Regions from separate parts of the Homo sapiens genome. Here region 1 is linked to region 2. A link is a loop called in an ENCODE intact Hi-C map of the cell type or tissue named here. Cell type or tissue: Calu3. All regions are shown on one strand. Links, peaks and the distances in the headings refer to the core of each region. The heading gives the core; the rest is flanking DNA.

The links. Hi-C counts contacts between places; a loop is a spot of excess contacts. Peaks named below come from ENCODE experiments on the same cell type or tissue, not always from the same donor. Only the 100,000 strongest peaks of a DNase experiment are listed, where the experiment ranks them.
Region 1: it touches region 2 in a loop (19-fold over the local background); 4 of 110 quality-filtered maps call a loop at or near these places.

The regions. Positions count from the first base shown.
Region 1 is chr17:45,856,530-45,859,442 of GRCh38, forward strand. The region is part of intron 1 of MAPT-AS1 (MAPT antisense RNA 1); the gene reads right to left. Among named protein-coding and RNA genes, the nearest start is that of SPPL2C, 13 kb to the left of the region's middle. In Calu3, for the core only: no CTCF peak of the experiment used is centred there; a DNase peak (open chromatin) is centred at 1,682.
Region 2 is chr17:45,701,196-45,704,108 of GRCh38, forward strand. All of the region lies in intron 3 of LINC02210-CRHR1 (LINC02210-CRHR1 readthrough), which reads left to right. Among named protein-coding and RNA genes, the nearest start is that of CRHR1, 82 kb to the right of the region's middle. In Calu3, for the core only: no CTCF peak of the experiment used is centred there; a DNase peak (open chromatin) is centred at 1,686.

The DNA.
Region 1 (2,913 bases), core at 226-2,725, 160 kb after region 2:
GCAATCCTCCCTCAACCTCCCAAGTAGCGGGGATTACAGGCATGAGCCCCTGGCTTTATGGTGTTTGTTTGTTTGTTTGTTTGAGACAGGGTCTTGCTCAGTAATCCAGGCTGGAGTGCAGTGGCACGATCACTGCTCACTGTAGCCTTGACTTCCTGGGCTCAAGCAATCCTCCCACTTCAGTCCCCCAAGTAGCTGGAACTACAGGTGCACACCACTATGCATGGCTAATTTTTTTTTTTTTTTTTTTTAGTGGAGATGCGGTCTCACTATGTTGCTCAGGCTGGTTGTGAGCTCCTGAGCTCAATCGATCCTCCTGCCTCAGCCTCTCAAAGTGCTGGGATTACAGGTGTAAGCCACGGTGCCCAGCCTCTGTTTAATTTTTTAAGAGATTGCCATACTGTTTCCATAGAGACTATAGCATTTTACATTCCCACCAATAGTGCACATGTGTTCCAATTTCTCTACATCTTCATCAATACCTATTTTCTGGTTTTGGGTTTTTGTTGTTGTTGTTTGTTTGTTTGTTTGTTTTGAGACAGAGTTTCGCTCTTGTCGCCCAGGTTAGAGTACAGTGGCACGATCTCGGCTCATGCAACTTCCACCTCCTGGGTCCAAGCCATTCTCCTGCCTCAGCCTCCCAAGTAGTTGTGGTTACAGGTGTGCACCACCACGCCTGGCTAATTTTTGTGTTTTTAGTAGAGACAAGGTTTCACCATGTTGGCCAGGCTGGTCTCAAACTCCTGACCTCAGGTGATCCATCTCCCTCAGCCTCCAAAACTGCTGGGATTATAGGCATAAGCCACCATGTCCAGCCAATTTTCTGGGGTTTTTTTGTATTGTTTTTTTGTTTTTTTTTTTTAATAGCAGTCTTCTTAATAGATATGAGGTAATATCTCATTATAGTTTTGATTGGCATTTTTCTAATGCTCATTTTTCCATGTGCTTATTGGCCATTTGTCTTTTTAAATGGAGAAATGTATTTTCAAAACCTTTGTCCTTTTTTGAATCAGGTTGTTTGTCTTTTAGTTGTTGAGTTTTAGAAGTTCTCTATATATTCTAAATATTAATCCTTTATCAGATATATAATTTGCAAATATTTTCCTCCATACTGTGGGTTGCCTTTTTACTCTGTTGATAGTGTCTTAGGATTAACAAAATTTTTTTAACTTTTATGAAGTCTAGTTTTTCTTTTTTATGAAGTCTGTTGTCTGTGCCTTTGGTGTCATATCTAAGAAATCATTGCCAAATTCGATGTTGGTAAGCTTTTGCCTGATGTTTTCTTGTAAGAGTTCCATGCATAGGTTTATTATTTGTTCATTTCAGTCCCAAGATGTCATCTGTCACCCAGGCCATCTGAATCCTTGTTAAAGAAAAGGGCACAACTGTTCTTTGTCATGTCCATCCAGCTGCAGGACTTCTGATACCTCCCTACCATTTGTCAAACCAACCCCAACTCCTCAGCCTGGTGTTTAAGGCCATCTGCATCCAGCCTTCCCTCCTGACTGGCCTTCCCTCCACTGGCCCCTATACATCCTGTTCACATGGCTCTTCTCACACGCTCACCCTTGCTCCGTGCCTCTGCTCACCTGGAATGAGCTTCTTCCACCTTCCTCTAATTCCTATAAACAAGAATCCACTGAGACAGTCCACATTCCAGGGCCCCTGTGCTGGGCCCTGTCCAAGGTCCTGGAGATGAACATAAACAAGATGTGAGAGTGGCGGGAGAGGGTCATGGATGCATTCTCTTTAAGACTCTTTCGGCTTTGAAGAATAAGAAACTGCTCAAAGTAGCTTAAGCCAAAAGAGAAGCATATTTGAAGGGACACAGGAATTTCTCAGAACAGAAGGGCAAACAGCCCAGTCAGGGCTCATGGGAACTGGGAATTAGAAAGCTTTCTGCCTCGCCGAGCTTCATAATCTCTGGGCCTCCACTTCCTCTTCTCCCCTCCCTGGGCTGGCTGCCTCTGCTCACCCATTTTGCCCTTGTCTCGTCATGCCACTGGCCCCCAACTCCACGTCATTGCCTCTCAGCCCAGGGGTCACCAACAACAGGCAACGGTGTCTATGCAGCCACATTTCAGACTCTCTCGAGAGAATCTACCTGGCTTCCACACTCTCTAGGGACCCTATTTGTTTGGCATCCTGTCACTGACTGTGGGTGAGCCCATGGGTCCCTGACTCAGGTGCCCACCCCAGGTCCAATCAGCTGTGGCTGGAGAGGGAGGGTGAGGAAGGCAGGGGCCACTGGATCACAAGGTTGTTCTTCCTGGAGATTGCTTCTCCCGGATCAGAGTCTGAATTTTATCAGGATCCCTGGGTGAATCATGGGCAGATTAAAGTGTAAGAAGCAGGCCGGGTGCAGTGGCTCAGCCCTGTAATCCCAGCACTTTGGGCCAAGGCAGGAGGATCACTTGAGGTCAGGAGTTCGAGACCAGCCTGGATAACGTGGCAAAACCCTGTCTCTACTAAAAATACAAAAATTAGCCAGGAGTGGTGGTGCGTGCCTGTAATTCCAGCTACTCAAAAGGCTGAGGCAGGAGAATCACTTGAACCCAGGAGGCAGAGGTTGTAGTAAGCCGAGATTGTGCCACTGCACTCTACCCTGGGCGACTGAGACTCTGTCTCAAAAAATAAATAAATAAGTGAAAACAAAAATAATAAAGTGTAAGAAGTGCAGCTGTGGAGCTGCGGTTCTCCGAGAGTGGTCCCTGATCCAGCAGCCTCTGCATCACTGGGCAACTTGTTAGAAATGCAGATTATGGGCCGGGTGCGGCGGCGCATGCCTGTAACCCCAGCACTTCCGGAGGGCGAGGCGGGTGGATCACCTGAGGTCAGGAGTTCAAGACCAGCCTGGCCAACATGGTGAAACCCCGTCTCTACTAAAAATACAAAAAATCAGCCTGGCATGGT
Region 2 (2,913 bases), core at 236-2,735:
AGTCTGCGGATTGGGGAAAAGGAGATGCAATAGAACCATTCTGGACAACTTTTAAAAATATACTCCCTACAGGAATTCTGATAGTTGCCCTTCTCCCAATTTCATCCAAGTCTCTTGGTACATGTAGTGGATGCTGTAGAATGTCAACCTGGTCCCTCCTTCAGGATTGAGGTCCTCACTTCTCCAGTTGCAGCTAGGAGTATTGACAGATGATGTCTCTCAGCTAGGTCCCTCTCTAGGAATTGCCTCAGCCAAGGAGAGCCAAGTTCACTTCCTTGGGGCAGCCTGCATCAAACTGTGGATGTGGGGGTGTAAATACCCATTCCTTTTGCTTCAGGACAGGACAACTTAGAAGGCCATCCTAGCTCCAGAACTCCCGGTAGGCTTGGCTGGGACCCTTCATCCCAGCTCAGTTTCTCTCTCTGCCTAATCCCATTTCCTTCCCTCTCCTCCACACCCCCTTCCCTCTCCTCCCCACCCCAAGTTGTTGATGCCAAAAGCAACCTCAATAAATTTCCTGCATGAAAATATCCATTTCAGAGTCTGTTTCCCAGGAAACCCAACCCAAGGCAGCACACACAAAAAATTGAGACTCACCAGATCCAATGATCGGCAGGAGCCGTTCATCCATTCAGCAAACGAGTGTTTGGCACCTATGTTAACTCTAGCCCTAGAAGACGTCCTGGGTGAGGAAAGATTCCAAGTGGGCCTCAAAGAGTGGGCAGAGTGTGGAAGGAGGAGGAGAGGCAATGAATTTAGTGGAATCATTGTGTGTTTTGGAGTGCACACGTGGAGTGACCAACTAGATGTCTGAAATTATCCTGGAGTGCCGAATTACTAATTCCAGCTCTGGAGTGTCCCTATCTGACCTTTAGTGGGTGCAGGATTATTGCCTGTGGAAAATTCTGTCTTGCTTCTGCCATGTGTTATGTCCCAATGGCAACCTGTCCTCACACCCTACCTTTAAAGAGGTGATCTGTCTCCATCTCACAGCCAACATCAACAAGGGAAAGCTCCTACCTCCATGGTATTATTTGCAGCCTTTGTTCTGAACCTATCAATCGCTTCACCCTCTTGGAATCTTCTCTGAATTGTTCCTGAGGCCTCAGCTGCCAGCCTCTTGCCCTACCCCCTGACCAGGGCCTTGCAGGCTCTCCTTGACCCTGATGACTGATGTTTCCCTCCCAACCCTCAGCCTTTGACTCCCCACTCATTTATAATCCAGACACATTCTTCATCACATCTGTCTTCTGCCATGCCAGGGGTCTCCCCAGCCCAGCCTGTCCCAGGCTTTACCTCAGCACTGCCCCAGATGGTCAGGTGCTCTGCTGGCCTATAAGCCCTGTGACCTCAGACTGACTGTGTAGTGTTTAGAGGGGGATCTGGAGCTCTAAAAGGAGTTGGGGATTGTGACTATGACTGGGGCACATGACTGAGATGGTCCTCTTATTCTAATAACAGCAGGAAATGCTGTTAGGTCACCTCCTTTCCAGGGTTCTGCATCTTTACTCCCACCTGGCATAGTTTGGCTTCTGGCTTCCAGTCCAGTATCCCCAGGAAACAGGCAGACTTGAGCAGAGCTGAATCCTCAGTGAGGCACTGGAGACTTTGTCTTAAAGGAAATCAGGAAGGAGAGACACAAAATAGAAAACAGCCTGGGAAGAAGGGGTTCTGTCCATGGTTCTGAAAAAACAATCCCAGGAATACTGTGATTACTTGCTGACCTTCCACCTGAGGCTCAGCGCTCAGCTGTACATTGTGAGGAGCCCAAAGGACATGGGATCCCAGTTCCTGCCATAAAAGGTCCTTTAGGCAAGTTGGACACAATAAAACACCTACATGAGAACACACAGGAATAATTCTGAGCAGTCCAAATAATGATGGGTCTCAGAAAACTGCACATAGGAGAGTTCTGGCTGCCTTGATAAAGGGGACCTTGAGGCAAACCCCATTTTAGGCTCTAGGCCCTTTGAAGAAAAAACCACTTTGTAATGAAATGCTCTTTCTTTAGTCACCATACCATTCCCTGCAGTATTTAAAACCTAAAGGTCTTGGATATAAAACTAGTTTATCTAAATGCAGCAGTGCAGCAGTTTAAATTTAGGTGCTAATGCTATGTTTGAAATGTAAGCATACCATTGGCTTTTAGTTATGTCTTTAAAAAAGGATTGGTGAGTCATTTTTGTCTGGGTGCCCCAGCTCCAGGCCATATGGCCACGGTCTCTCAACCCTTGCTTGTCATAGTCACACAGAGCTGACCCTATAAGCAAGAGGCTCCAGAGCCTCACTTTCCAGGGCAGCCTGAGGCCCTGGGACATGTACACAGCAGCGTGTCTGCCACACCCACTGCTGATGGGAGTGCGCTCCCTCCCCAGGCGCTGCTCTGTCCTCAGCATTGTGAGGATCTTAGTATGCAGAGACAACGCATGGCCTCCCTGCTCTGCTCCCAGCAGGTGCCCTCCCTTGCCTTGCATGAGGAAAGGCTGCAACTTTGAGCTCCCTCTTTAGCTAGGGAGCCTCCCTTGCCTCCCTCACTGGGTCTCAGGAGGAAAGAGCTTGCGTACATCTTCATCCAGCCTCTGTATCTTTGTGGAGGTCTTCTCATTCACAGACAAAAGGAACTGCTTTAGGTCTATCTTCGGAATTGGAAAAATTAATATTCATAAGACAAATACCCTGATCCCTGACCAACCTGATGTCTGAGGGGCAGATCACACATCTATTGACCTCAGTTTCTCCTTTAAAACAAGAGGAGCTGACTGGATGATCAAACAGGTTTCTGCTGATTCATCCTAACAGTCTCTGAATCAGAAGGAGTGGGATGAGTCCTTCTTTACCTTAGATAAATATGTACCCTATCCATCTACCCCACTCCCTGAAGTCTTACCTCCCTGAGAGCCAATACTCAGGGAA